Linked DNA regions of Homo sapiens: region 2 is linked to region 1. A link is a loop called in an ENCODE intact Hi-C map of the cell type or tissue named here. Cell type or tissue: prostate gland. All regions are shown on one strand. Links, peaks and the distances in the headings refer to the core of each region. The heading gives the core; the rest is flanking DNA. Region 1 overlaps SPMAP2L (sperm microtubule associated protein 2 like). Region 2 has its middle 59 kb from the start of HOPX.

Region 1 (16,117 bases), core at 4,679-12,678:
GTTGGTGAGGCTGGTCTCAGACTCCCAACCTCGTGATCCGCCCACCTTGGCCTCCCAAAGTTCTAGGATTACAGGCATGAGCTACTGTGCCTGGCCTAGTGTAAGATTCTTATAATGGTATATTACCATTTCCCTACTTCTGGCCTTTGTGCCACGGTGATCATACATTTTACTTCTATAAATCTTACATTATTATTATTTTTGCTTTAAATAGTCAAATCTTTTAAGGAGATTTTTAAAATAAGAAAAAGCGTTTTATATTTACCGGCATTCTTACCATTTCCCATACTCTGCATTCCTTTGTGTAGATCTATTAAATCTATACATTTCATTTTGTATTTTTCTTCTTCCTGGAGGACTTTCTTTAATAATATTTTTTTTTAATTAAGATGGAGTGTCGCCATGTCACCCAGGCTGGAGTACAGTGGTACGATGTTGGCTCACTGCAACTTCTGCCTCATGGTTTCAAGTGATTCTCCTGCCTCAGCCTCCCAAGTAGCTGAGATTACAGGTGCACACCACCACACCTGGCTAATTTTGGTGGTTTTTTTTTTTTTTTTTTTTTTTTTTTAGTAGAGACAGGGTTTCACCACGTTGGCCAGGCTGGTCTCCAACTCCTGACCTCAAGTGATCCGCCGCCTCGGCCTCCCAAAGTGCTGGGATTACAGATGTAAGCCACCATGCCCAGCTTATACTTCTTTTAGTTCAGGTCTGCTGCTGATGAATTCTTTCAGCTTTTGCATATCTTAAAATTCTTTATTTCACTTTCATTTTGAACTGTATTTTTGGTGGGCATAGAACTCCAGATGGACAAATACTGCCTCACTGTCTCCATTATTTCTGATGAGACTTTGACTGTTATTTTGCTTTAATGATTTTTCTCTTTGTCTCTGGTTTTTAAAAATTTGATTATCATATATCTTAATGTTTTTTTCATAATGTTTCTTCTGTTTGGGGTTCATTAAAATTGGATCTTTAAATTTACAATTTTCATCTAATTTGGAAAACTTTCAGTTATTATTATTTCAGATATTTTTTCTGCTCCTCCTTCTTTGCGGGCTCTAGTTGGATGTATCAGACTGCTTGAAGTTTTCCCACAGCACATTGAATCTGTTTCCTCACCTCTGTGTTTTATTTCTCTCTATGTCTTCATTAATCTTTTCTTCTACAGTGTAATGTTTGTCTCACCCAGAGTATTTTTCTTCTCACCCATTGTAGTTTTTAATCTCTAGAGGTTCATTTGGGTATTTTTATATTTTGTGTCTACTTAACATGCTCAATCTTTTCTTTGCCTTCTTGAAAATACGCAATACAGTTACAATAGCTGTTTTAATGTTCTTGCCTACTAATTTTATAATATATCATTTCTGAGTCTGTTTCTAATGATTGATTTTTCTCATTATGGGTCATAATTTACTGCTTCTTTGCATACCTGGTAGTTTTTTATTGGGTACCAAATATTGTGAATTTTACCTTACTGGCTCCTGGATGTTTTTGTATTCCTATAAATATTCTTGAGCTTTGTTTTGGGATGTAGTTACCTTATTTCTAAACAGTTTGATCTTCTGAGGTTTTCTTTTAAAAAAATAGCTTTATTGTGATTAATTCACTTACCAAATAATTTGCTCATTTAAGGTATATAATTTAGTATAAAAGTATAGTGGCTTATGCCTATAATCCCACTTTGGGACGCTGAAGTGGGAGGATCGCCTGCACTCAGGAGTTAAGACCAGCCTGGGCAAAATAGTGAGACCCCATCTCTGTACTGAAAAAATTAAAAATGAAAAATTAAAGTGTATAAATTAGAGTTTGGTAGTATGTTCACAGGACTGTGTAACTATCATCAAAATCTAATTTTAGAACACTTTGTCTTCCCTAAAAGAAACATTAAACTCATTAGCAGTCAGTTCTTACGCCCCTTCAACTTCTCCAAGCCCTAAGTAACCACTAATCTATTTTCTGTTCCTATAAGTGTACTTATTCTGGTAATTTCATATAAATGGAATCTTACAATATGTTGTTCTTTGTGACTGTCTTCTTTTGCTTAGCACAATATTTTCAAGATTCATCTGTGTTGTAGCATGTATAAGTAAATTTGTTTTTATGGCTAAGCAATCTTTAATTGTATGGCTTTGCCACATTTTATTTATCGATTCATCAGTTGTTAGACATTGGCCTCTTTTTACATTTTGGCAAAAGTAATGCTGCTATGATCATTTGTGTACAAGCTTTTGTGTGAATGTATGTTTTCATTCCTCTTGAATATATAGCAGGAGTTGAATTGCTGTTTCACATGATAACCCTATATTTAACTTTTTGATGAACTGCTAGACTGTTTTCCAAAGTGATTGTATCACTTTATAATCCCACCAGTAATGAATGAGAGTTCCAATATCTCCACATCCTTACCAACACTTGTTATTATCATTTTGATAAAGCTGTCCTCCTATGTGTGAAGTAGTACTCATTGTGGTTTTGATTTGCATTTCCTTAATAATTTTTGATGTTGAACATTTTTTCATTTGTTTGTTGGCATTTGAATACCTTCTTTGGAGAAATGTTCATCCAAATCCTTTGTCCATTTTTGAGGCTTGCTTTTAAGTTTTTTTTTTAAAAAAATGGGACTGGTGGCTGGGTGTGGTGGCTCATGCCTGTAATCCCAGTACTTTGGGAAGCCCAGGTGGGTGGATCACTCGAGGTCAGGAGTTTGAGACCAGACTGGCCAACATGGTGAAACCCTGTCTCTACTAAAAATACAATTAGCTGGGTATGGTGGTAAGCACTTGTGGTCTCAGCTACTCAGGAGGCTAAGGTGGGAGGATCACTTGAGCCTGGGAGGTCGAGGCCATGATTGCATCACTGCATTCCAGCATGGGTGATAGAGTGAGACCCTGTCTCAAAAAAAAAGTTACTGGAGATGTCTTTATTCTAGGGATAAACCCAATCCCTATTATACTATCATGCCGGGAAGTGGAAGTCTCTTCTAAGTGTTTTAATTTACCAAAGTATTTACTTTAAAAATATTACCATTTGTATTTCATGACCCAAGGATTTATGCTGTAATACTAAGTGAAAAATTTGAACATAAAACTGTATATATACTGTGATCCTACTTTTATTTTAAAATGTTTATTCCTTAAACATACCAAGATATTTCCCATCCCAAGGCCTTTTTCTCATTTTCTCCTCTGCTTAGAATGCTTTCCCCATTTTTGAGTCACTAAGATGTTTTGATCCGTTAAGTCTCAGCCTAGGTCTCAGCTTTTCACAGAGACCTTCCCTGACTATTCTCTTCAGCATAACTTTCAACATTCTCACGAACCTACCCAGGAAGCCTCTATCTCTGCTGAATAGTTGATGCCTTCATAGTACTCACCACAACTATTTACAGTTATGCGTTACTTAATGACAGGGCTATGTTCTAAGAAATGCATCCGTAGGTGATTTAGTTGTTGTACAAACATCATAAAGTGCACTCACACAAACCTAGATGGTATAGCCTACTACACACCTGAGCTATATGGTATAGCCTGGTGCTCTTGGGCTACAAAGCTGTGCAGCGTGTTACAGAATACCTTAGGCAATTATAACACAATGGTAAGTATTTGTGTATCTAAACATATCTAAACATAGAAAAGGCACAGAAAGCTATGGTATAAAAGATAAGAAATGGTACACCTGAATAGGACATTCACTAAGAATGGAGCTTGCAGGACTGGAAGTTGTTCTGGGTGGGTCAGTGAGGGAGTGGTGAGTGAACATGAAGGCCCAGGACATGACTGCATGCTACGGTAGACTTTATAAACACTGTACACTGAAGTTATACTGTTTATGAAAAAGTTTTTCTTTAATAATATATTCACTTTAGCTCACAATAAGCTTCTTTTTTAAAATTTTTATTATTTATTTATTTATTTATTTTTGAGACAGGCTCTTGCTCTTTCACCCAGGCTGGAGTGCAGTGGTGCAATCTTGGCTCACTGCAACCTCCCCCTCCCGGGTTCAAGCAATTCTCCTGCCTCAGCCCCTCGAGTAGCTGGGACTATAGGCATGTGCTACCACACCCCGTTAACTTTTGTATTTTTAGTAGAGTCAGGGTTTCGCCATGTTGGCCAGGCTGGTCTGGAACTCCTGAGCTCAGGTGATCCACCAACCTCAGCCTCCCAAAGGGCTGGGATTACAGGTGTGAGCCACCACACCTGGCCTTTACTTTATAAGCTTTTTAACTTAAAAAAAAAAACAAAAAACCTTTTTGACTATTTTATAATAACACTTAGCTTAAAACACAAACACATTATACAGCTATCCAAAAATATTTTTTCTTTATATCCTTATTATCATTTTTTAATCCACAGGACTCTGCTTGATATATATCCTTATAACATAAGCTTTTTTTTTCTATTTTAAAATATTTTAAACTTTTAAAACTTTTTTTTTTTCAGAGGTCTTGCTCTGTTGCCCTTACTGGAGTGCAGTCATACTCAGCTCACTGTAACCGCAGCCTCCTGGGCTCATGCGATCCTCCCACCTCAGCCTCCCAAGCAGCTGGGACTACAGGTGTGCGCCACCACACCTGGTTAATTGTTTTGGATTTTTTTGGTAGAAACAGGGCTTTGCCACGTTGCCCAGGCTGGTCTCAAACTCCTGGGCTGAAGCAATCTGCCTGCCTGAGCATGGTGGCTAGCACCAGTAATCCCAATGCTTTGGGAGGCCAAAATGGGAGGATAATTTGAGGCCAAGAGTTCAAGACCAACCTGGGCAACATAGTAAGACCCCCATCTCTAAAAAAAATTAAAAAAATTATCTGGGCATAGTGGCACATGCCCGTAGTCCTAGCTACTCAGGAGGCTGAGAGGGGAGGATTGCTTGAGCCCAGGAGTTTGAGGCTGCAGTGAGCTATGATCACACTGCTCTCCAGCCTGGGTGACAGAGCGGGACCTGACAAAAAAAGAAGGTACAAACAAACATTAGCCTAAGCCTACAGAGGGTCAGGATCATTCATATCACTATCTTCCACCTCCACATCTTGTCTCACTAGAAGGTGTTTAGGAGCAAAACATGCATGGAGCTGTCATCTCCTATGATAAAAGGCCTTTTTCTGAAATACCTCCTGAAGGACCTGTCTGAGGCTGTTTTACAGTTAATTTTTTTTATAAGTAGAAAGAGTACACTCTAAAATAACAATAAAAATACATAAACCCGTAACATGTAGTAAATACATAAACCAGTAGCATAGTTGTTTATCATCACTATCAAGTATTATATACTGTTTAAAATTGGATTTTACAGGGAAGTTAAAAAAAGTATTATGTACTGTACATAATTGTATGTGCTGGTAGGTTTGTTTACTGCAGCATAACCATAAACATATGAGTAATGCAGTGTGCTATGATGTTATGATGGCTACAACATCACAAAGCAATAGGAATTTTTCAGCTCCAGTACAATCCAGTATAATTGTTGTATAGGTGGTTCATTGTTGACCGAAAGGTCATTACACGGTGCTTGACTGTATTTTACATTTGGTATTCTCCCCTTGACATAGAGAACAAGCTGCAAGAAAGCAGTGATTATCCTATTCTCCACTCTCTCCTAGTGAGTGCTCCTAACACAGGACCTGGTGCTCAATACGTATTTTTTGAGTGTATAAATAGAGGGAAAAAAGACTCAAATTATTCCAAGATATTACCCATTACTATCTCTGAATGGTGGACTACTATATGCTTTTTGTTTCTCTCTCTTAAACTTCTTTATTTTACAAGTTTTGTATACTGAATATTTGTCTCTTTTACAATGAGAAAAATGCAGTGTACTCTATATTAAAATAATATTTGAGGCTGGGAGTGGTGACTCACACCTGTAATCCCAGCACTTTGGGAGGCCAAGGCAGGTGGATCACCTGAGGTCAGGAGTTCGAGACCAGCCTGGCCAACATGGCAAAACCCTGTCTATACTAAAAATACAAAAATTAGCTGGGGGTGGTGGTGCACACCTATAATTCTAGCTACTTGGGAAGCTGAGGCAGGAGAATTCCTTGAACCCAGGAGGCAGAGGTTGCAGTGAGCTGAGATCGCACCACTGCACTCCAGCCTGGGCGACAGAGCAAGACTCTATCTCCAAAAAAAAAAAAAAAAAATTTGAGTACCTGCTACATTGACAGCGCTGTGAGACTTGGATGTGTGGATGACTCTGGGAGGAGGAGAAGCACGTAAGGGCAGCAGCAGTACATTCTGTTAATATGCAGCATCTATAAGGAAAAGATATGCAAATATGAAATTTAAAATTAATATACAAGTTGATTAATAGAATCATTTGAATAGTGCTTTGTGAATTATAAAATAACATATACACTTCTCTTGTTTAGTCTTCATAATCACCATATATTGTTTATTTTCTCCATTTTGTAGAACACTTATGTACTTCTAGGTGTTGGCAGCATAAGGCATAAGTATTATGGTCAGTACAGATTTTCCTGGCATTTGGTGGTTGCCATTCCCACCTGAGAGAATGTTGAGTAGCAGTTGTCTCTGGTGTCTTCTTTTTTTTCTATCTCTCACTCACTGCTTGGGCCTTTCCCCTCGGCTCTATTCTCCAAGCACATCTTGCCTTTGTGCCGCTCATTGGCTGCGTAATCACCTTCTTCCCAACCACTGTGGCTCCTTTTGCCTGAGTCTAAGGTCTCCACAGTGTGCCCCATTGTTCAAAGTCACCACTTCCTTCTGTATTTCTAATTCCCAAACTGAACTGCCATTTCCTTCAAAAGGCCAATCCCAGGTAGGGGCTAGAGGTTTCCTGCCTTTTTAAGCTGGGCTATGTGTGGGTATGGGTGTGGGTAGGTGAGTCAGTGCAGTTGGGCAGTAGAGTCAGGGCTGGGCAGCCTCCAGCCCCCTCAAAAGATATGTGTGGTGGTGTAGACAGGCCTCAAGACTGGGTGGTCGCGAGCAAGGGGGATACAGTCTTATATGCAGATTGAGGCTTACAAGACACCAGTTCAGCCTAGATGTAAAGGATGTTTACAGCTGCAACCAGCAGACAGAGGCTTGGGCAGAGAGAGGGATGCAGATCTGTATCTGTGAACGTCCTAAAGGAACAGAGGTCCTTATAATAGAAGCAAAAGTGGGACTGCAATTTGAGTTAACATTGGGTCTGGGGGGGTAGTCAATGTCACTTCCTTTTCCACTGATGATGTATTTTGATAAGGAAAGATTGAAGGGCAGCGTTGTTAAGAAGAACAATGGTGGCTGGGTGTGCTGGCTCATGCCTGTAATCCCAGCACTCTGGGAGGCTGAGACGGGAGAATCACTTGAGCATAGGCATTCGAGGCTAGCCTAGATAATATAGCGAGCCCCCATCCGTACAAATATAAAAAAATTAGCCCAGCATGGTGATGCAAACTTGTAGTCCCCCCTACTCAGGAGGCTGAGGCAGGAGCATTGCTTGAGCCCAGGAGTTTGAGGCTGCCATGAGCCATGATTGTGCCACTGCACTTCAGCCTGGGCAATAGAGCAAGATCGTGCTTCTAAAAATAATAAATAGACAAATAAAAGAAGAACAATATTATTACTTATCCTAAAAATTCATAGTTAACAAGCCCCAATAATGATTATTCTGTGCACATCATCAAGTAGAATGTATTCCTAAACTCAGTTATCTAGCAAAGTATCAATATAATTCACCGTATAAAATAGAAATATAGTAAAAAAATTTATTTATATAGATGCTAAAGGAAGTATTTGGTTTTAAAAGCAGCAAATTTTCTCTTCATCTGTATATCTTTTGGTCTATTTGGAAAATGTAATTGCCAGGCATGGTGGCTCATGCCTTTAATTCTAGCACTTTGGGAGGCTGAGACAGGAGTATTGCTTGAGCCCAGGAGTTCAAGACCAGCCTGGGGAACATAGTGAAACCCCATGTCTACGAAAAAATTTTAAAAAGTTGCTGGGCATAGAGGCACATGCCTGTGATCCCAGCTACTCGGGAGGCTGAGGTAGGAGGATCACTTGAGCCCAGGAGGTTGAGGCTGCAGTGAGCCCGTGTATGATCCTGTCTCAATTGAAAAAAAAAGATGTCTGCTGGGCGCGGTGGCTCATGCCTGTAATCCCAGCACTTTGGGAGGCCGAGGCCGGTGGATCACGAGGTCAGGAGATCAAGACCATCCTGGTTAACACGGTGAAACCCCGTCTCTACTAAAAATACAAAAATTAGCCAGGCGTGGTGGTGGGCACCTGTAGTACCAGCTACTCGGGAGGCTGAGGCAGGAGAATGGCGTGAACCTGGGAGGCGGAGCTTGCAGTGAGCCAAGATCGCACCACTGCACTCCAGTCTGGGCGACAGAGCGAGACTCCATCTCAAAAAAAAAAAGAAAAAAAAGAAGATGTCATTTATTTGAGAAAACTATCTGTTTTGAGTATAATAGAAGCCAGTTGAAAACTTGATGGGTGTAACCGTTTCTAAAGCAATTAATTTCTCCTCACATGGAAAATAGATCATCAATAATAAACTGTCATACCTGCTCCCCTAGGCCTGGGGATCGATGTTGGAAAATACTATGACAATTTGAAATCATGCTTGTTTCGTTTACTTCTTTTCTCTTCTACAACTTGCAGGGCTCAATACTACCACAGCTGTGGAAGAGAGTCTGTAATTTGGGAGATCACTCCTCCTGCATTGTTTAGACAACCCTCCAAAAGGATCCAGAGGCTGTCACAGCCCAATGGATTCAAAAGACAGTGTCTACTAAATAGGTAGAGTATCTTGAGAATCTCTGTAAATCCTAATCTAATTTGGCCAGATGTCTTAGTATTTTTGTTCTAATTTTAGTGTGTGCAATTTCATGAGCTAAGAGTCCACTTGTGTTCCAAAGCATCAGGTAAAAAATCAAATATTTGCAGCTATTGTAGGTAATCAGAAGTTCATCTTCGGTAATTACATTTGACTCACATTGTGGTGAAACTAAAATTTATACTAAACCTTACCATTGTTAGCCAGTTAAAAGGAAATATGCAACTAAAACACCACAGGTTTTTGCAATTTGTGGAATTTGTTCTCCTGTATCTCTCTGACTTTGATACTTTTTCTTCCTTTTGCTTTGAAGGCTGAATTTCTCCTTGTCTTTATAAGACCACTAGGTGGTACATTTTCCATGGGAGCTAAGATTGTGATGTGGTTGTTGCAAAAGCTAATTCAATGTTAGGTTGCATTAGTGGAATATATACAGTGTACAGTTGTGGAGAGGTGATAGTGCTACTGTGTGCTACTTTAGTCGGAACACACTGGACATGTATGTGCAGTTATGTATGTTATACCTTAAGAAATGATAATAAACTTGAGACTATTCAGAAGGTGGGAAATGAGATATTGGGCTCCTGGAAACTATGTTATGTGAAAAATAATTAAGAGAAATGACATGTTTAGTTTAAAAAGAGAATAAGAAAGTGGTGACAGCTGTGTTAAAATATTTAAAGGGTTGACATCTGGAAGAGGAAGAAGAGGTGAAAGTAAAATTACTTTATGTTAATCCTAGAACTAGAAGTAGAACATTGACAGGGCAGCAGACGTCAGCTTAGTGGAGGAAAATCTTTCTGACTAGCTATTGGGTAATGGAAACTGTCCAGTAACGGAAAGTGAACCAGCATTCCACCCTCATCCCTGCAAGTTTTCAAGCCCAGGCTGGAACTGTGACTTTACATGGATTTTAGAAAAGATTCCTACATTCAGAGAAAGGTTGAACTAGACAGCTTGAGTCTTTTGCATCATAGAATACTGCGAAAGAAGGCCCAATTCTTCCCACAGGGTTTCCTCAATTACTTATTTATCAATTCATTCAATAAAATCCACTGTACCAAATACATAAAATTTGGTAGTTATGTATACACATAAATTTGGTAATGTGTCTATAGTTATAAACAAAGGAATACTTTATTGCCACTTCTTGAGACCTCAGTTTGATGTTGCATGTAAATAAAATGCCCTTTAGTTAAAACATTTTGTACTTTTTTAAGTTTATATTTCCCTGCTTTTCTAAGTAGACTTTTCTGCTGCTTGAACATACATGTAACCATTGTTCATTGGCTTAAGCTCTTTATTATGAACATCAGCTATTTTATAATACCTTAATATAGAAAACCTCTCAGGAGCTGTTTAAGTATAAAGCCAAGATTTTCCTTAGGCTAATGGTCTGACTTCTGTGCTTTCAAATTAAAGTACTTAAAGCACTGAAGGATTGGCGAGGTGTGGTGGCTCACGCCTGTAATCCCAGCACTTTGGGAGGCCAAGGTGGGTGGATCATCTGAGGTCAGGAGTTTGAGACCAGCCTGGCCAACATGGTGAAACCTCATCTCTACTAAAAATATAAAAATTAGCCAGGTGTGGTGGCTCATGCCTGTAATCCCAGCTACTCAGGTGGCAGAGGCACAAGAATAGACTGAAAGTAAAAAAATAGGCACAAATAGACTGAAAGTAAAAAAATGGAAAAAGATATACCATTCACACCAGCCAAAAAAGATCTGGATTGGCCATACTGATATCAGACAATATAGACTTTAAGACAAACATTGTTACTAGAGACAGAGAAAGGACATTTTATATTATAAAAGAGTCAGTCCATTAAAAAGGGAGGTGGAGGTTGCAGTGAGCAGAGATTGCGCCACTGTACTCCAGCCTGAGCCACAGAGTGAGACTCTGTCTCAAAATAAATAAATAAATAAAATAAAGCACTGAAGGAAAAAGATTGTAAGCTAAGAATACTCTGTTTAGCAAAGTTATCCTTCGTAACTGAAGCGGAAATTACGATATTCCTAGATAAGCAAAAATTGAGATAATTCATTGCCAGCAGACCTGCTTTACGAGAAATAATAAAGAAAGTATTTCAGACTAAGTGAAAGGACAGTTATCCTGGGCATTATAGTGAGATCTCATCTCTACTAAAAACAAAAAATTTATTGGGGTGTTGTGGTGAATGCCTGTGGTCCCAGCTACTCGGGAGGCTGAGGCAGGAGAATTGCTTGAGCCTGGGAGGTTGAAGCTGCAGTGACTATGTTACTGCATTAAAGCCTTGGTGACAGAGTGAGACTGTGTCCCAAAAAGGCAAAGACATTTGACAATAACTCAAATCCAAATAAAGGGCACAAAAAGAATTAACTACATAGGTAAATATAGAATGTAGCACATTTTATATAGTACATTATAATTACATTAAAATGTAAATATGTATATATTTTTGTTTGTAACTCTTTTTCTTCTACCTGACATAAAAGACAATTGCCTAAAGCAATAATTATAAATTTATGTTGATGGGCATACAATGAATAAATAAAAGTACAAAGGAGCGGGAGGGGATAGAGCTATATAGGAGCAAAGTTATTATATACCATAGGAATTAATTTGGTGTTAGTCTGAACTAGATTGTTGTAAGATGTACAGAGAAACAACTAAGGAAATAATTTTTAAAATGTAATAAAATAAATAACAAGGAAATTTAAATGTCACAGTAGAAAATATCTAACACAAAAGAAGGAAGAAATGAAAGAACAAAGGAACAAAAAATATATAGAAAAAATAGCAACATGGCAGGCATAAATATTACCTTATCGGTAATTACATTAAATGTACATTACATTAAATGTAAATGAATTGAACACTCCAATAAAAAGACAGGATAAAAAATGGATAAAAATTCACTCAACTATATGCTGTCTACAAAAGACATACTTTAGATTCAAATAAACAAATAGACTGAAAGTAAAAAAATGGAAAAAGATATACCATGCACGCCAACCAAAAAAGACCTGGATTGGCCATACTGATATCAGACAATATAGACTTTAAGACAAACATTGTTACTAAAGACAGAGAAAGGACATTTTATATTATAAAAGAGTCAATCCATTAAAAAGACATACAATTATGGCTGGATGCAGTATCTCACACCAGCACTTTGGGAGGCCAAGGTGAGAGGATTGCTTGAGGCCAGAAATTCAAGACCAGCCTGGGTAATATAGCAAGACCTCATCTCTACAAGAAAAAAAAAAGTAAGAAAGAAAGGAAAGATAACAACTATAAACATACATGCACCCAACAGCAGAGCAAAAACCTGATAGAATTCAACAATAATAGTTGGACACTTCAATACCCCACTTTTAATAATGGGTAGAATAACAAGCAGAAGATCAGTAGTGAAATAGAAGGCTTGAATAACACTAGAAACCAACTATATCTAACACATGTCTATGAAACCTCTACTCAAAAATGGGAGAATACACATTCTTTTCAAGTGTACATGGAACATTCTCTAGGATAGATCACATATTAACTCATAAAACAAGTCTCAATAAATTTAAGAGGATTAAATTCATAGAAAATCAATTCTCTGAACCAGTTCAATGAAATTGGAAACTGATAGCAGAAGGAAATTTAGAAATTTAAAAATATGTTAAATTAATTACACTCCTAAACAACCAATAGGTCAAAGAAGAAATCACTTTGATATGAATAAAACTGAAAACATAACATACCAAAGGTTATGAGATGCAGCTAAAGTAGTGGTTAGTGGGAAATTTATAGCTGTAAATGCCTATATTAAAAAAAAAAGGGCAGGGCATGGTGGTTCACATCTGTAATCCCAGCAATTTGGGAAGCTGAAGCGAGAGAATCATTTGAGGCTAGGAGTTTGAGACCAGCCTGGGCAACATAGTGAGACCCTATCTCTTCAAATAATTAAAAAATTAATTGGCCATGGTGGCATGTGTCTGTGGTCCCAGATACTCAGAGGCTGAGGTGGGAGAATCACATAAGCCCAGGTGGTCAAGGATGCAGTGGGCTGTGATTATGTCACTGCATTCCAGTCAGGGTGACAAAACAAGACCCTGATTTTGAGTTTCTCAGAAAATCAAATAAAATGAGAAAACAAACAAATAAAAGCCAGCAAATGAGAGAACCTAGATGAAATGGACAAATTATTATAAAGACAAACTACTGAATCTGAGTCAAGAAGAAATAGACAATCTTAACAGATCTGTAACAAGTGAAGCGATTGAATTAATAAAAAGCTTCCTATGAAGAACAGCTCAGAACCAGATGGCTTTATTAGTGAATTCCATGAAATATTTAGAAAATAATTAACACCATTCCTTCAAACTCTCAAAAAATCAGACACTTTCCAACTCATTCTATGAGGACTTGTATTATCCTGATAATAAAACCAGAAAAGATGATTACCAGATAAGAAAACTGCAGACCAATATAGTTTATGAATATACATGCTATAATCCACACCAAAATACTCTACTAGCAAACCAAATCCAAATGTACATGCAACAATTCATACCAAAAACTAACAAACTGAATCCAGCAAAATGTAAAAAAAATTATACACCATGACCAAATTGGCTTTACCCCAGGAATGTGAGAATATGTTGAGTGCAAAATACAAAAATCAAAGCAATACACTAAATTAATAGAATGAAAAAAACAAAAACTACATGATCATCTCAATAGACTCAGAAAAAGCATTTGACAAAATTCAAGATACTTTTATGATAAAAATGCTAAACAAGCTAGGCATGGAAGGAAACTTCCTCAACTTGGTAAAGGGAATCTACAAGAAACACACAACTAATATAATTAATGGTGAAAGACTGAACGCTTTACCCCTGACATCAGGAACAAGCAAAGTTGTCAGCTCTCACTATTACTATTCAGTCTCATACTAGAGATTCTAACCAGGGCAATTAGGCATGAAAAAAAATAAAAAATAAAAAAAAATAAAGGGCATCCAGATCGGATAGAGAGAAGTAAAACCATCTCAAGTCAGAAATGACGTGATCTTGTATGCAGAAAATCTTAAGGAATCTACATAAAGACTATTAGAGCTAATAAATTAGTTCAAGAAGGTGCAGAATCCAAAATCAATACAGAAAAATCAATTGTATATCTACTATCAATGAACAATCTGAAAGTGAAATTAAGAAAACCAATTTTGCAGTAGTATCAAAAAGAACAAAATTATACATATAAGGAATATTGCTCAGCCTTTAAAAGGAAGAAAATTCCGACACATTCTACAGTATCGATGAACTTTGAGGACACTATGCTGAGTTTAATAAGCCAGTCACAGAAAAGACAAATACTGTATGATTTCACTTATTTGAAGTACCAAAAATAGTCAAATTCATAGTGACAGAAAGTAAGATGGCTGTTGCAGGGAATAGGGAAGGAGGAAAAGAGGAACTTAACATAATGAGACCTCATTTTCTACTAAAAATAAAAAAAAAATTAGGCCAGGCATGGTGGCTTACAACTATAATCACAGCACTTTGGGAGGCCGAGGCAGGCAGATCACCTGAAGTCAGGAGTTCGAGACTAGCCTGGCCAACATGGTAAAACCTCGTCTCTACTAAAAATACAAAAATTAGCCAGGAGTGGTGGTGTGTGCCTGTAATCCCAGTTACTTGGGAGGCTGAGGCAGGAGAATTGCTTGAACCTGGGAGGCAGAGGTTACAGTGAACCGAGACCACATCATTGCACTCCAGCCTGGGCAACAATAGTGAAACTCCATCTCCAAAAAGAAAAAAAATTAGCTGGGCATGGTGGCACAAGCCTGTAGTACCAGCTACTTGGGAGGCTGAGGCTGGAGGATTGCTTGAGCCTGGGAGATCAAGGCTGCAGTGAGATGTGATGGTGCCACTGCACTCCAGCCTGGGTGACAGAACGAGACCCTGTCTAAAAAAAAAAAAAGAATAATTCCAGCTTCCTTTTTTTCATAGAAATTGATAAAGTGATCCTAAAGTTCATATAGAAATGCAAGGGACATCAAATAGCCAAAAACATTCTTGAATAAGAACAAAGTTGGAAGACAGTTTTCTCATTTCAAAACTTACAGAAAAGCTGCAGTAATTAAGACAATTTGTTACAGGCACAAGGATAGACATTTAGAGCAATGAAACAGAATTGATAGTGCAGAAGTAAACCCCTACATTTATGGGCAATTGATTTTTGGCAAGAGTGTCAAGATAGTTTAATGGGGAAAAAATAGTATTTTCAACAAATGGTGCTGTGATAACTGGCTATTTGCATGCAAAAGAATGATGTTTGACGCCCACATCATACATGAAAATTAACTCAAAATTGATCACAGACCTAAATATAAGAGCTAAAACTATAAAACTCATAGAGAAAAACACAGGCATACTTCTCTGTGATCTTGAGATAGGCAATGGTTTCTTAGATATGACCTTTGGTGTCATATCTTAGCTATGACCTTTTGTTGTCATATCTAAGCTCATGTGACAAAAGAAAAAATAAATTGGACTTCATCAAAAGTAACTTTTATGCATTAAAGGACACTACCAAGAGAGTGAAAAGACAACCCACAAAATAGGAGAAAATTATTGAAAATCATATATCTGATCAGGGACTAATATTCAGAATATATAAAAATTATCCTGAAAAATGTACAATAAAAGACAAATAACCCAATTTTTTAAATCGGCAAAGGATTTAAATAGATGTTTACCCCAAAAAGATATACAAATAGACAAGAAGCATATGAAAAGATGCTCAGCATCATTTGCCTTCCTGGAAATGCAAATTAAAATCACAATGAGATACCACTTCACACTTATAAGAATGGCAAGGATAATGATAAGAAATAATAAATCAACAAAAAAAACAGGTTGTTGAGGATGTGGAAACATTAAAACCCTTATACATTTCTGGTAGGAATGTAGAATACTGCAACTGATATAGAAAACAGTTTTTCAGTGCCTCAAAATGTTAAATATAGAGTTATTATATAAGCCAGCAATTAGACTCCTAGACATGTACCCAAGATAATTAAAAACGTAAATTCACACAAAACTGGTACACAAATATTCCTAGCAGCATTATTCATAATAGCCAAAAACTGGCAACAATTCAAATGTTCATCAATGGATATGAATAGATACACAAAATGTGGCAATCCATACAATGGAATATTATTCAGCCATAAAAAAGAATGAAGTATTGATACATCAATCTTCTAAACATGCTAAGTGAAGGAAGGCAGACACAAAAGGCTACATATTTGTATCAGTCTATTTATTTGAAATTCCTGGCCGGGTGCAGTGGCTCACACCTG
Region 2 (16,117 bases), core at 5,424-13,423, 48 kb after region 1:
TGTTCAGGGAAGGTAGTGTAGACATGTGACTAGAATTGTACATTCTGAAATAAGAAAGGATTTGAATGCAGGACCTACCACTTGATCTGTGTATTTGGATAAATTAGCTAACCTCTCTAGGCTTCAATTTTCTCACCTGTAAAATGGAAAGACGAATAGCGCTGTCAGTGCTGGCTCCTCAAGGCACCACCACATAGGCTGTGGACAAAGCAAAGCTGAGTTTATAGCTTACTGAGGTAAGAGGGCTCTCGCTGTCTCAGTGGAGTCCTGGTAGCTTTTAGTCAAGGGGAGGGCCATGTAGGATATTTATAAGAATTCGAGGGGTCCGGTCTAGGACTGGTCTTTCATTGGGAGAGCTTGAATAGGATTGGGCAAGGGATTGATAGACTCTATAAGGAAAGGATTTCCAACAGAGCCTTGGAAAGTTGATGAGACTAGTGGAATACTTTCAGGATAGTAACAATAAAGGTTATTTGCAGCTTCATAATCCTGGAGAAGAGTTTCCTAAAGTAGTGAAGACTGTGGAAAAATATAAGTCATGTTCATGTACATAGTACACTGTGAGGTGGATGGGGTAAGTTTTGAGTTCTCTGATCTTGGCCGGGTGTGGTGGCTCACATCTGTAATCCCAGCACTTTGAGAGGCCAAGCCGGGTGGATCACTTGAGGTCAGGAGTTCAAGACCAGCCTGGCCAACATGGTGAAACCTCATCTCTACTAAAATACAAAATTTAACTAGGAGTGGTGGCACACAACTGTAATCCCAGCTGCCCCAGAGGCTGAGGCAGGAGAACAGCTTGAACCCAGGAGGCAGAGGTTGCAGTGAGCTGAGATCGTGCCACTGAACTCCAGCCTGGGCGACAGAGCGAGATCCGTCTAAAAAAAAAAAGTTTTCTCTGATCTTGCCTCCAGCATGCTTGTGAAGATTAAGCGAGACAATGGATGAAACACTTCTGAGTACAGGCATGGCACAGGGTATATACTCAATGATTGTTATTGCTATTTTTATTTTTCTGTCAAAACCCTATCTCACTTGCCAGTTTGCTAACACATAAAAATTCCACCTCCAGAGTTGTTTCCCCACCACCTAGAGGTTTATCTCTTTTTAAAATGCAAACACAGGCAGAAAAGGTACCTTATTAATCCTTATCAGGCATTTACACCTCAGCATGGATGTTTATAAAATCCTAAATGAGGAGCCCCAGAAGCTTAGAATATAAGCTTTACTAACCCCTTAGGAGAAATAGCACAATACATCCTTATGCTATTTGAGAGGGGCATTGCACATGCCCAGTTCCACATGAGGCAAAAGGACAGCAGTGCCAGATCCAGAATTCCTAAATTCCTCTCCCAATCTGGTGGGTCAGGCTGCTCTGATTTGTGACAATGCCTTTACCTCCTCAGCGTTGGTGCTTCCCAAGTCACAGAAGGAAGCTGAGGATTTGCAGGTGGAGGAAGAATGCTTCATTACCTCTAGAGAAAAATATCCAGTTTGTTCTTGAAGGCACACATTACTAAAGAAGCTCATTAGGCTAGAGAGGTAGTAAACTGCCTCACTTTACCCCAAAGTACCTGCGATCAGTCATCTCTTCTGTAGGTTTCTACGCTATGCCCGCAGGCACTAAATCAGGGTATGTCAACCCTGTCTGCACCTTACAGTCAACAGAGGAGCTTTAAAAAATACTTAAGTTGGCTGGGCACAGTGGGACACGCCTGTAATCCCAGCACTTTGGGAGGCCGAGGCGGGTGGATCACCTAAGGTCAGGAGTTCAAGACCGGCCTGGTCAACATGGCGAAACCCCGTCTCTACTAAAAAATACAAAAATTAGCTGGGCATGGTGGCGAGTGCCCGTAATCCCAGCTACTGGAGAGGCTGAGGCAGGAGAATTGCTTGGACCCAGAAGGCAGAGGTTGCAGTGAGGTGAGATTGCGCCACTGCACTCCAGACTAGGCTAGAAAGTGAGACTGTATCTCAAAACAAACAAACAAACAAACAAACAAACAAACAAAATAAATACTTAAGCCTAGTCCACCCTTACAACCCCTGACCAGGCAACCCTTGACCAAGTGAATCAAAATCTCAAGGTGAGGCTCATTTCAAAAGTTGCCCAGGTGACCCTAATGTGCCGCCAAGAACCGCCACTCGGATGGGTGCTGCTCAAAATTTAGCTGCACAAGAATCACTCAAAGGACTTGTTAAAACACAAGTTCTGGGGTTTCATCTCCTGGAGATTTAGTAGATCTGAATTGGGGCTTGAGAGTGAGCATTTCTAAGGAGCTCCCAGGTGATGCTAGCACCATGGATTAGTTTGCTAGGGCTGCCAACATAAAGTGTCATAGTCCAGGTGGCTTAAACAACAGACATTTATGACCTCACAGCTCTGGAGGCTGCAAGTCTGAGATCAAGGTGTCGGTGGGGTTGTTTTCTTCTGAGATCTCTGTCCTTGGCAATCTCTGTGTCTTTATTTAGTCTTCCTTCTGCTAGTGCATCTGTGTCTAAATTTCCTCTTCTCTAAAGGACATCAATCATATTGAATTAGGGCTCATCTAATGACCTCATTTTAACTCAGTTATTTCTTTAAAAGCCCTATCTCCAAATGCAGTCACGTTCTGAGGTACTGGGGGTTAAGACTTCAACACATGAATTTTGTGGAGACACAAGTCAGCTCCTAAGAGGCTGCTTGCTGGGCATGTGGACCCCACCACCTTGAGTAGCAAGTATCAAAGAACCATTGTGGGTTCACCAAGTAAGTAATTTATAAGAGGTATGATCTTGTATGGCTTCTTTTATATGTCCCTTTAATATTGACAAAATCCTTGAGTTCTCTTTCCATTTCCCTCTGGAGCAAAGTGAGCTAGTGGTCAGTGACAGATGGCAGTCAGAGAAATAGCCAGGGCTGTAGACCGTAGTGAGGACTTTTCACACAAGAAGCACACGGGGGCTTTCTAACTTCAGACTCTCTGCTGAATAATTCCAAGGTGTGGGAGTCATTCCTTTTTTAAGATCTTCCTTTATTAGCCTTCATCTGCCAACTCAGATGTTTAGTGCAAGGTGTCTGTATTTTCCTGTGTTCATGTTCCTTTGTTAATCTACATAGTTATTTATTTTATTTTATTTATTGTGGTAAGAACACTAAACAAGAGATCTACCCCCTTAACAGATTTTGTAGGTATACAATATATTATTGCTAATTTTAGTAGTCCCTGCTTGTCCACAGGGGATACCTTCCAAGACCCTGAGGGGAGCCTGAAACCTCGAATAGTACGGAACCCTATGTATACATCATGTGTCACTTGATGACAGGGATATGCTCTGAGAAATGTGTCACTAGGTGATTTTGTCATTCTGTGAACATCATAGAGTGTACTTGCGCAAACCTAGGTGGTACAGCCTGTTGCTCCTCAGCTACAAACCTGTGTAGTTACTGTACTGAATTTTGTTACTGTACTGGATACTGTAGGCAATTTTAACACAATGGTAAGTATTTGTGTAGCTAAACATAGAAAAGGCACTGTAGAAATACAATATTATAATCTAATGGGACCACTGTCATATACTTGGTCTATTATTGACCAAAATGTCGTTGTGCAGCACATGACTGTATTATGTTTTTTCCTACTACCTACCTACCTATTGTTGTGGGGTGGCAAGGACTACCTGAGCCGGTGGTAGTGAAAGGGGAAAGGGCCTCTTTTCCCCCTTATAGGGCATGCATTGGGGGTGTGGCTCCCTTCTTCAGTGCCCCACTGCTCAAACCTCTAGGGGAGCATACAGATGGGCAGGGTGTTGGGCTCTGACCCCACGGCAGTGTCTAGGGGTGCCGTTTACAGCTGAAGACCCAGTGGGCATGTGTTACAGGGTGCTCTTTTTGTTTAGTTGTCCGGACAACATAGGCGGCTTGTGTTAACGAGCTCATTTAGACCCCCTTCCTTATCACAAGGACAGAGGGATTTTTGTATCCCAGGGTTCTTGCCTTGGTGTACCAGAAGAATCTGATCACACGTGGGCTTGGAGAATGAACTCAAAGTTTTATTGAGTGGAAGTAGCTCTCAGCAGATGGGGGAGCCAGAAGGGAGATGGTTTTCCCCTGGAGTCAGGTCGCCTCTGACTGCTCCGTCCAAATTCTGCGTCCTTCTGCTGGTCAATGGCTTGCCAGTGCTTGTTGGCGTGCTCTTCCACCAGTGTGCTCTCCACAACCAGCCGCTTATGTCTTCTTCTGCCTTGTTGCTCACAACATCCAGCCGCTTGTGTCTCTGCCTTGCTAGGGTCTCGGGCTTTTACATGGCCAGGGTGGTCTTGGAAGATGCAACATTTGGGTGGGAAGGCAGATGTGCCTGTCCTCACCTAGGTCCATGAGGGTAGAGCCCTGGCCAGTGATCACACCCTCCTCTACCCAGCATTTCCCTTTTCCACTTTCATATCATTTAAAGGGACCACTCTCTTCCCTTCCCAGCACTCCCATATCAGTAGGGGATAAAAGAGTTTACCAAGACAGTTGTAAATAAGAAAGGCAGGTTTATTAGAGAAAGTATGAAAATACATTGCCAGGAGGCAGCAGGCAGAACCAGCACAAAAGGAGCGGACTGCAAGGAAACAAAGGTGTATTAGTTATTTCTCACGCTGCTAATGAAGACATACCCAAGACTGAATAATTTATGAAGGAAAGAGGTTTAATTGACTCAGTTCTTCAGGGCTGGGGAGGCCTCAGGAAACTTACAATCATGGCAGAAGGGGAAGCAAATGTCCTTTACGGTGTGGCAGAACCCAGAAGTGCCAAGCAAAAAAAGAAAAGCCCCTCATATAACCATCAGATCTCGTGAGAACTCACTCACTATCACAAGAACAGCATGAAGGTTACCGCCCCCATGATTCAATTACCTCCCACTTGGTCCCTCCCACCACACAGGGGGATTATGGGAACTACAGTTCAAGATGAGATTTGGGTGGGGACACAGCCAAACCATGTCAAAAGGCTTGCTGAGGATTTTATAGAACGGAACTTGGGCTGATTGATAATGCCAAAGCAGCACGGAGCTTAACTTGCATTCTTCTGCCAGCCGGGGTGTTTGAAAAATTGAATCATTTGATGATAAACAGGAAGTTTGGGAGTTCTGTACGTTATCTGTGCAGGAGGGCCATATGTCCTGGGCCATAAAGAAAAGCAGCCCTGTAGCTTATCTGCTTCCTGTTTTTGTTTATATGTTCTGGACCATGAAGAAAGGCAGACATATGGCTTATTTGCTTTATCTCTTTGCTTTCCCCTGGTCCTACAAGCCTGACTCCTTTTCCCTAATTAGGACACCATGCCTATGATAAAGTTTAATTTATAAATTAGGCACTGTAAGAGATGAACAATGATAGCTAGTAATAAAATAGAATAATTGTGATAATATACTGCAATAAAAGTTATGTAAATGTGGTTTCTCTCTCTGTGTCAAAATATTGCATTGTACCCTACTCACCTATTTTCAGACTGTGATTGACCTTGGGTAACTGAAACCTCTAAAAGCAAAACTGCAGTTAAGGAGGAACTACTGTATAGGTACAATGTGGCAGATTTCTAGAGCTTATTCATCTGGCTTTACTGAAACTTGATGCCTGTTGTTAGTACCGTTCCATTTCTCCTCCCCCCAGTGGCTGGCAACTACCATTCCACTCTTTGATTCTATGAATTTGACTGTTTTAGATACCTCATGTAAGTGGAATCATACAGTACTTGTCTTTCTGTGACTGGCTTATTTCACTCAGCACAATGTCCTTAAGCTTAGTCCATATTGTCGCATGAGGCAGGATTTCCTTCTTTGTTAAGGCTGAAGGATATTCTGTTGTGTATATATACCACATTTTTATTTATTTGTTCATCTGCAGATGAACATTTAGGCTGTTTCCACATCTTCACAATATAACGTCAAAAGCATAGGCAACAAAACTAAAAAATAAGTAAGTGAAACTACAATGAACTAAAAAGCTTCTGCAGAGTAAAGAAAATCAGCAGAGTGAAAAGGCAATCCGTGAAGTGGGAGAAAATATTTGCAAACTATTTGATAAGGGGTTAAACCCCAATATATATAAGGAACTCCTACAACTCAATACTAAAAAAACAAAAACAAAAACAAAAACAGAAAAAAACTAGCTTATATAGCTCTGATCTCCATGGAGTGGCTGTTGTAGGATGGTCTGCAGGGCTGACTTGAGGAATGTCATAGGCAGCTCTACCAGGCACTGCAGAGTCACAGCTAAGGCTGGCTGGCTGGGACTTGGATGCATCTACACTTACCTAAACAAGCTGTTTCAAAGTCTCTCACTGGGCATCCCTTCAGCAGCGAGGCTGTAAATCCTGCATGGGAAATGCTAGACCAGGGCCACAGCCTTGCCTACAATCTGCAGTCACTTCACAAGGAAAGGAAAGTCAGGACCCAAGAATCAGACTGGGGCTTGCACAGCCAGAATGAAACCTCTCTAAATGAGTTACTGTTGTCCAGCTCCTTGGGAATTTTTTATGCTGAAAGAAAAGAAAACCCCAAGCTTATGTTCCAAAAGAGATTTTTGGTTTATTTGGATGATAAGATAAAAAGTGAGTTGCAGCCTAAAGGAAACAAAATAGCCTTCTAGTTTTTTTTTTTTTTTTGAGACGGAATTTTGTTCTTGTTGCCCAGGCTGGAAGTGCAACAGCGCGATCTCAGCTCACCGCAACCTCCGCCTCCTGGGTTCAAGCGATTCTCCTGCCTCACTGCCCGAGTAGCTGGGATTACAGGCATGCGCCATCATGTCCAGCTAATTTTGTGTTTTTAGTAGAGACGGGGTTTCTCCATGTTGGTCAGGCTGGCCTCGAACTCCCAACCTCAGGTGATCTGCCCGCCTCGGCCTCCCAAAGTGCTGGGATTACAGGCGTGAGCCACCGCGCCCGACATCCTTCTAGTTGTTTTTAAGGTGCATGCAATTCAGCAGGGCCAGCTGAAGGCTGCATGCATTCTGCTGTGGAAATAGTTTAAATACTCTATTTAAAGTAATGTAATGCAGCATGATATAAAAATTTTAAGTCTCACTGTAAGGAAGTGACTTGTAAACTGTTCTCAATTGCTGCCTAGCATCTGAGAGTGCCCCTTCAGTTAGCAAACTGTAATCCTCTTCATTCTCCATGTCAGGAGAACCATGGTTGTTCAAAGACATCTGAAATTCTGTGAGTGAGGTTAGTATTTATTAGATTGTTATTCTAATATTGACTGTTACTATAATTTGAAAGATTTTACAAATCTTATAAAAATGTCATTCAAGTGATGATGTTGCTAAAACTGGACGGAAAAAAAACGCAACTATAAATCAGAAAGTCCAGCATAAAATTTAGATAGGAGAAAATGGTATGAATAAGGCAAATTATTACTGTACTATTAATTTAGGAGACTGCCTATTAATTTAGGAGACTATAGGAAAAATTAAAAATAGTGCTAAAAAATGAAAAGCAACATGAAAGCAAAAATGTGCTCCAATAGTGATAGGTTTTTGTACTCCCAGAATTCATCTCTCATACTCTTTATTTATTCCTATGGAAAAATGAATCTTGAATTATGAGAGATCTCCAAAAACTTGTTCTTTGAAGAAAAATGACCCTCTCTGTATGACACCATTTAGTTCACAAGAATCAAATTGTATGGCAATGCCAGTTGTTTATGTTGAAGAGCTAGAACTTGAGCAAACATCTCATAACTGTAGGGCAGGTAGTTTATCCTGAAAAATCATAGCAAGCATAAGGTAATTCATCCTTAGACATTATGGCAAGATAAAAGATGATATGTGTGTGGAATCTGCTTGTACATAGGAATAGATCTATGAAGTGATGCTGATTGAACACAATTAGAATTGAAAATAATATGCACAGTTATTATAGCTATGGAAAAATATAAACTTGCCTACTGATAAAGATAGAGACAATGTGAACTGATGTAAAAGGTTAGATATACAATGTAAATGTGTATTCACTGGATTCTCATTTCATTTGCTGTATAGTTGTTTGTGTGATTAATAAAAGCAAATTGGAGTGGCTGCCAGGGCTGGAAAAGGAAAGGGAGAGAGAATGAATAGGTGGAGCACAGAGGATTTTTAGGGCGGTGAAATTACTCTGTGTGATATTGTAATGGTAGAAACATGCCATCATACATTTATTCAAACCCATAGAATATACACCACAACGAGTGGACCCTAATGTAAACTATGGACTTTAGTTAATAATAATGATCAATATTGGCTCATCAAGTTTTTAACAATTGTACCACACTAATGCAAGATGTTAATAAGAGAAATTGGGGGACAGGGTAGGGAGCAGAGGTATATATGGGAATTCTATATTTTTTGCTAAATTTTTCTGTAAACCTAAAATGCTAAAAAAGAAAAGAAAGCCTATTAATTTTTTTACAAAAATAAATTAGTGGAAGAAGAGACTGCTGCAGGATAGATTCTTGGGGAAATCTTGACTCATCCACACAAATCAGGTTAAAACATGCTTGAAGTTTATTTTGCATGAAGCAGCATTATTTATTTTGCAAAGGCAATAAGGAATAAGAACTAAATGAGAGCAATAAAAATACCTCGCACCCATTGCCAAAATAAACTTTCTCATTTGGTTGACTGTCATGAACATTAAATCTATCCAGATGAATCTATTTCACTCTTTATAGGCAAAGTTCCAAATCTCCCTAGGCTTATTTATTAAGTAAACACTGTATCTTAGCAATTCTCACTACAGGATTCACCATATTAACAAACATATATGAAGGTGTTTAACAAAGTGCTTTATTGTTAGTATCTTGTTGATCAGCAATAACACATTTCATTTTGTTCTGAGAACATACAGGTTTTGCTCAGGCAGAGAACCAAGTCTTCAACTCCCTCTCTGTGGTGGGAGTTTGGCTAATCCAGGAGAACTCAAACTGGCTCTCCACAATCAGACTCCAACCTCCTCCAGCCCAAGAGCCACCTACATCCTTCTCCCTCATGCCGCACACTGCCTTCTCTGCCTTGAATCATGGCCATAAACTCAGGTGTATGAAAAGCATGACTTTATTCTCCATAACTCAGCTTGCTTTCTGACTTTGAGCCTTTTTACCCCCAACTCGGCTGGTGGAAAAACAGTCTCGCACCTTTCTGAATTTTCAGGTGCTAAGATGTTGAGTGGTGGGGCTGGAGGGCTGGGGTTAGGGGATAATGGGAGGGAAGGCAGATTGGGATGGTCCTCTGGGCCCTGGTCCACACGGGTTACTGCTAGGATGTGTTCTTTTCCTCCATATGTTCCCTTTGGGTCCTCCAGCTTCCTGCTGCCTTTCTAGCCTGCCCAGGATGCAGGAGCCTTTGATGAGGCTCCTTTAATTCTTTCTACTTAGACATAGCCATTTTCTCTCTAGGGCTTTCTTTCCTAAATAGTGACCATGTTGCAAAGCCAGGCATGATCCTTTCTGCTCCTAGAACCCACAGCCTCTCCTTTTTTCTTTTTACCCCCACCCATGGAAAACTCTTTCCAGTCTGGGGATGACACAGCTTCTTTTTCTTTAATCTCCTCCACAATGCCCCACCTCTTGGATTCCCTAAGGGTGTAAGCTTTTGGAACAAGGAGCAAAAAAACACTTTCAAGCTTTATCTGTGTTCTCCCTTGCTACATTCCTTCCCCAAGGCAATGAGGCCAAGAGCCTTCTCTAAGGAAGGGAGAGGAGCCCTAGAGAGAGAAAAAGAAAGAAATCCACATTTCAAAGTATTATTTGGCCATGATATGGTTTGGCTGTGTCCCCACTCAAATCTCAACTTGAATTCTCCCAGAATTCCAATGTGTTGTGGGAGGGACTGAGAAGGAGGTAACGGAATCATGGGGGCTGGTCTTTCCTATGCTATTATCATGATAGTCTATAAGTCTCAAGAGATCTGATGGGTTTATTGGGGGTCTCCACTTTTCCTTCCTCCTCATTTTTTCTCTTGCCACTGCCATGTAAGAAGTGCCTTTCACCTCCCACCATGATTCTGAGGCCTCCCCACTCATGTGGAACTGTAAGTCCAATTAAACCTCTTTTTCTTCCCAGTTTCATGTATGTTTTTATCAGCAGCATGAAAACAGACTAATACAGTAAATTGGTACCAGTAGAGTGGGGCACTGCTGAAACGATACCCAAAAATGTGGAAGAAACTTTGGAACTGGGTAACAGGCAGAGGCTGGAACAGTTTGGAGGGCTCAGAAGAAGCCAGGAAAATGTGGGAAAGTTTGGACTTCCTAGAGACTTGTTGAATGGCTTTGACAAAAAATCGATAATGATATGGACAATGAAATCCAGGCTGAAGTTGTCTCAGATGGAGATGAGGAACTTGTTGGGAACTGGAGCAAAGGCGACTCTTGTTATGTTTTAGCAAAGAGACTGGCAGCATTTTGCTCCTGCCTTAGAGATTTGTGGAAATTTGAACTTGAGAGAGATGATTTAGAGCATCTGGCAGAAGAAATTTCTAAGCAGCAAAGCATTCAAAAGTTGACTTGGGTGCTGTTAAAAGCATTCTGTTTTAAAAGGGAAAAAAAGAACATGAGGGTTTCAAAAATTTGCAGCCTATGATGCAGTAGAAAAGAAAAGCCCATTTTTTGAGGAGAAATTCAAGCCAGCTGCAGAAATTTGCATAACTAGCAAGGATCCTAATGTTAATCCCCAAGACCATGGGGAAAATGTCTCCAGGCCATTTCAGGGACCTTCATGGCAGCCCCTCCCATCACAGGCCTGGAGGCCTAGGAGGAAAAAGTGGTTTTGTGGGCCAGGCCCAGGGTCCCCATGCTATGTTCAGCCTAGGGACTTGGTGCTCTGTGTCCCATCTGCTCCAGCCTTGGCTGAAAAGGGCCAACACAGAGCTCGAGCTGTGGCTTCAGAGGGTGGAAGCTTCAAGCCTTGGCAGCTTCCACTTGGTGTTGAGCCTGCGGGTGCACAGAAGTCAAGAATTGAGGTTTGGGAACCTCCACTTAGATTTCAGAAGATGTATGGAAATACTTGGATGTCCAGGCAAAAGTTTGCTGCAGGGCGGGGCCCTCATGGAGAACCTCTTCTAGGGCAGTGTGGAAGGGAAATGTGGGGTCAGAGCCCCCACACAGAGTCCCTACTGGGGCACTGCCTAGTGGAGCTGAGAGAAGAGGGTCACTGTCCTCCAGACCCCAGAATGGTAGATCCACCAACAGCTTGTACTGTGCACCTGGAAAAGCTGCAGACATTCAATGCAAGCCTGTGAAAGCAGCCAGGAGGGAGGCTCTACCCTGCAAAGCCACAGGGGTACAGCTGCTCAAGACCATGGGAACCCATCTCTTGTGGGTGACCTGGATGTGAGACCTGGAGTCAAAGGAGATCATTTAGGATCTTTAAAATTTGACTGCCCTGCTGGGTTTCAGACTTATATGGGGCCTGCTACCCCTTTGGTTTGGCCAATTTCTCCCATTTGGCATGACTGTATGTACACAATACCTGTACTCCCATTGTATCTAGGAAGTAACTAGCTTGCTTTTGATTTTACAGGCTCATAGGAGGAAGGGATTTGCCTTGTTTCAAATGAGACTTTGTACTGTGCACTTTGGGTTAATGCTGAAATGAGTTAAGACTTTGGGGGACTGTTGGGAAGGCATGATTGGTTTTGAAATGTGAGCACATGAGATTTGGAGGGGCCAGGGGCGGAATGATATGGTTTGGCTATGTTCCCACCCAAATCTCAACTTGAATTGTATCTCCCAGAATTCCCACAGGTTATGGGAGGATCCAGGGGGAGGTAATTGAATCATGGGGGCCAGTCTTTCCCGTGCTATTCTCATGATAGTGAATAAGTGTCACAAGATCTGATGGGTTTATCAGGGGTTTCCACTTTTGCTTTTTCCTCATCTTCCTCTTGCTGCTGCCATGTAAGAAGTGCCTTTCACCTCCCGCCATGATTCTGAGGCCTCCCCAGCCATGTGGAAATGTAAGTCAAATTAAACCTCCTTTTCTTCCCAATTTCAGTATATCTTTATCAGCAGCATGAAAACGGACTAATACAGGCCATGTATTTTATTTGTATGTAGTTCTTATCTCCCCTAGTAAAATTTCAGCTTCCAGATAGCCGGAGTTATTTCTCAACAGAGTGAAGTCAGAAGGTGTGTTTCCCAGACAATCTCCAGGGTTTCTCCAAGAAGCTTTCAAGAAAGCCCTGTGGCTACCCTGTGGGTTGGCCACACTGGTCCCTGCTGCTAAGTGGTAAGACTTCCCTTCCCAGCCGATGCCAACCATCACATATGTGGTCACCTTTGGAGACATTGGATACCTCTCAACACAGTTCAGCTGAGAGGAAACTGAAGGAATGAGACATAGGACAGATAAGTTTCAATGGAAGAAGATGAAGATAAGGAAAAGAAAAGGCCATAGCCTCCCATGGGTGACTGGGATGAGAAATAAAATATGAAAGTGAAATTGCCTTTGTAAAAATTATAACAGAAAAACATGACAGTAAAAGAGATCTGACCTAACCAAGTCCATCTTGGCCTTAACCTCCAAACTGTCCTTGGTCATTCCTGGGCATGGGCCAAGCTAATTTTTGGAGAAATTTAGCTTATAGTGTAACCTTAAAGCAAGGATAATAATAGCCCTTCCCAAAACTAAACTAAAGTCTGCAAAGTTAGGATTACAAGAGGGGCTTGAATTCTGCTAAGATGTATGCATAGTTAAATGATAACCTGCCATTGTTCCAGAGGTTACAAGATTTGTAACTTCCCCAATTACTCCTGTAAATGACATCAGTATTGTAGAACATAAGATTTGCTTTTTGAGTTGTCTTTTCTGACTTTTCCATTTCTCACAACCTGATGAGTCCACTCATGACTCAACTAGTCCTGTGGCTCCTCCCCAAAAGCGGACTCAGGGCAGAAGGACTATTTCCACACCCTATGAGTGCATCCCCAACCAATCAGCAGCACCCATTCCCTAGCCCCCACCACCAAACTATCTTTAAAAAATCCTAGCCTCCAAATTTTCAAGGAGGCTGATTTGAGTAATAATAAATCTCCAGCCTTCTGGTTAGCTGGCTCTACATGTATTAAACTCTTTCTCTGTTGCAATTTCTGTCCCAATAAATTGGCTCTGTCTGGGCAGCCAGCAAGATGAACCCATTGGATGGTTACAAAAAGACCTCAGAAACCAGTCCAGAATTTATAATTTTGTCCAAGATAGGCCCTGTTTCTGTGGAAAGGGGATTGTGTGAGCCCATTGACTTTCTTTTTTGTGAGTTGTCTGATGAAACCTTTATTCAATCTCTACTCAACTAAGCAGGGAGGCCGCAATGGCAGTATTTGGCTCCAGGTTTTTTCATGTGGGCTGGAGCCCCAGGGCCCAGGTGGGTGGCCCACCGCTGGGAGGCACCATACCCATGGAGAAGAAGGACAATGACAACAAGCTCTTTGCTCCAGTGGCCATTCTGTTCACCACTCCCCTCTTGCTTCCACTGCTCAGGACTCAAATGTTCTCCACAGTTCCTTGCAGCTCTAAATCTTTTCAAAGTCCTTAACAGTCTTATTGTCAGCCTTTCTAGTCCTCTAGCATTTCCTATATACAGAGAGGACAATATGTCATCTTAGCCTCACAGCTGGGCCTAGATAATATGTTTGGGTGCCCAGCCTTCTGTTACCCACTGGGAATGAAAAGTGCAGCAATTGGCAGGAGGAGGTAGCCTTTCCCTCTCCACCTCCTGAGTAAGTGACTCTAAGGTGTCCTGATCTCAAAATGTGATGAAAACCAGCTAAGGAGGCTCTGCAGGGATGTCTCATCACAGGGTGAGCTTATATACATCTGGTTTTACACCTTTAACCATGGAAGGCCAACATCCTTATTCAAACCACATCTGAGCTTCTGCTTGATCCTTAACCTGAGTTCAGTTCTGAAGGTGCATGCAGACTTGGAGAGTAATTAATTGTACTGTATAAGACGGACATACATGCCCCCTGGGAGATCTGCTTAAATTCCAGAGCTGGATGCTAAGTGAACCCATCTAGTGAGAGCAGGGTCAAGGCCTCATTCGTCTCTGGACCCCAGTGACCAGCCCTGTGTCTGCCACCTTGTAGCCACTCTGGCAGTGTTTACTGTACTGAAATGAAACTGCATTTAGTCCATATTTGTGGAATTTGGATCAATTTATCAGACTTTTTAATATCCCCAAGTAAGTCTCAGGCTCTAAAATAAATAAATAAATAAACTAGCTTCATTAAATGACCCAGAGATCATAATTCTTTGGCTTTGCTTTTCTTACTGCTCTCCACATCCCCCAAGCATTAAGGAGTGCAGAGCACAAAAGAGGAGAGATTGAAGGGAAAGTCCCTTCTGATTGTCAGGCTAGAGACTCATGTGCTTTTATGGAATAAGTATTTTGTACCAGGACTGGACAACATAGTAGCTTCCTTATGAGAGAAGATGAAAGGAATGATGATGTTGGCCAGAGCAGGAAAAAAATACCGAAGGTTCGCTCTTCCTTCTGGCTAGCTGTTCAGCTCCTTAAAGCAAAACAATCCTTCTCTCTGGCATATGTGTTAAATCTGGCCCTACTGTGGCTTTTTCCCCCAACAGTTCAAAGCAAGTTCCCTAATTATTATCCTTATTTAGGCTCAGCTAACCCTATAAACAGGACCTCTTAGGTTGCTGCTATTGTTTTGAAACTTCCTTGGCTTTGGAGATGGTCTACGACTTATTTACTAATTGCAGAATCTAAAACTATTGGTGGGGTTTTCACTCACAATTCTCACTTGTTGGTACAAATGGAGCAACTTATATCAAAAGATAAAATTATGACACATTTAGTTTAAAAATCTAAGTGAATTTTATTAGCTATTCTATAACTGGGCAACACTTCAATCTATAGAATAGAATGAGTGTTCTCCTGGGTGTGGCAGAATAGATTTTGTAAGTGGGAACAAGGAAACAATAATTTTTAAAAAATTTTTTCAGAATGCATCATTGGAACAGAGGAAACAATAATTTTAAAAAGTAGATTGGTTAACACAAGCTTACTACAGGTCACTTCTTATAAGGGTTAAAGCAGAGGGGACTTCCTTATTATGCTGACTCAGGCAAACTTGGCTTTTTCTGGTTGCTGTGAATCTCTTGTTTTCAGGAGAACGCTAGTCCATTTGGGGATTTACCTGCTTCAGCTAACATAAATGACTCCATTTTGGTTTGGTCTGGTCTGCTGGAGCCTAGTGCAGGAGACTAGTCCAAAACAATGCCTTCCTATAAACTTTGTTTAACACTTGATTGAAAAGGAATTGAATTCTCTAAACCTCCAAAAGATTCCAAATGGTTGCTGTTTGACCTTGTGGTGTACAACATGGTTGGGTCTTGAAAATATTATACTATGTGAAAAAATCCTGACATGAGACAATGTATCATATGGTTCTACGTATATAAGATACCCAGAATAGGGAACTTCACAAAGACAGAAAATAGATAAGTGGTTGGGGGTTCAGGGGAGGAGAGAATGGAAACTGGCTGCTAATAGGTACAGGGTTTCTCTTTGGAGATGTCTTAGTTTGGGCTGTGTATTAGTCCATTCTCACACTGCTATAAAGAACTGCCCAGCAGTAATTATAATTTATTAGGAAATAAGTTCAATTAACTCACAGTTCCACAGGGTTGGAGAGGCCTTAGGAAACTCACAATCACGGCGGAAGGGGAAGCAAACACGTCCTTCTTCACGTGGTGGAAGGAAGGAGCAATGCTGAGCAAAGGGGGAGAAGCCTGTTATAAAACAATCATATCTCATGAGAACTCATTCATTATCATGAGAACAGCATAGGGGTAACTGCCCCCATGATTCAATTACCTCCTACCCAGTCATTCCCCTGACACATGGGAATTATGGGAACTGCGGTTCAAGATGAGATTTGGGTGGGACACAACCAAACCATATTGGGCTGTGATATGGTTTGGATGTTGTGCCCAAATCTCATGTTGAATTGTAGTCCCCAGTGTTGGAGGTGGGGTCTGGTGGGAGGTGTTTGGATCATAAGGGTGGATCCCTCATGAATGGCTTGGGGCCATCCCCTTGGTGATAAGTGAGCTCTCTCTCTGAGTTCACATGAGATCTAGTCATTTAAAAATGTGTG

Evidence for each region. Peaks named below come from ENCODE experiments on the same cell type or tissue, not always from the same donor. Only the 100,000 strongest peaks of a DNase experiment are listed, where the experiment ranks them.
Region 2: it touches region 1 in a loop (1.9-fold over the local background); 3 of 110 quality-filtered maps call a loop at or near these places.

The regions. Positions count from the first base shown.
Region 1 is chr4:56,566,899-56,583,015 of GRCh38, forward strand. SPMAP2L (sperm microtubule associated protein 2 like) reads left to right here. Exons shown (of 9, transcript NM_001256475.2): 5 at 8,607-8,744. Among named protein-coding and RNA genes, the nearest start is that of SPMAP2L, 44 kb to the left of the region's middle. In prostate gland, for the core only: a CTCF peak has its summit at 9,153 (motif pointing right); no DNase peak of the experiment used is centred there.
Region 2 is chr4:56,613,775-56,629,891 of GRCh38, forward strand. It overlaps a transcript of SPMAP2L not described here. Among named protein-coding and RNA genes, the nearest start is that of HOPX, 59 kb to the right of the region's middle. RefSeq lists a silencer at 5,440-5,529. In prostate gland, for the core only: no CTCF peak of the experiment used is centred there; DNase peaks (open chromatin) are centred at 6,258, 8,557 and 8,947.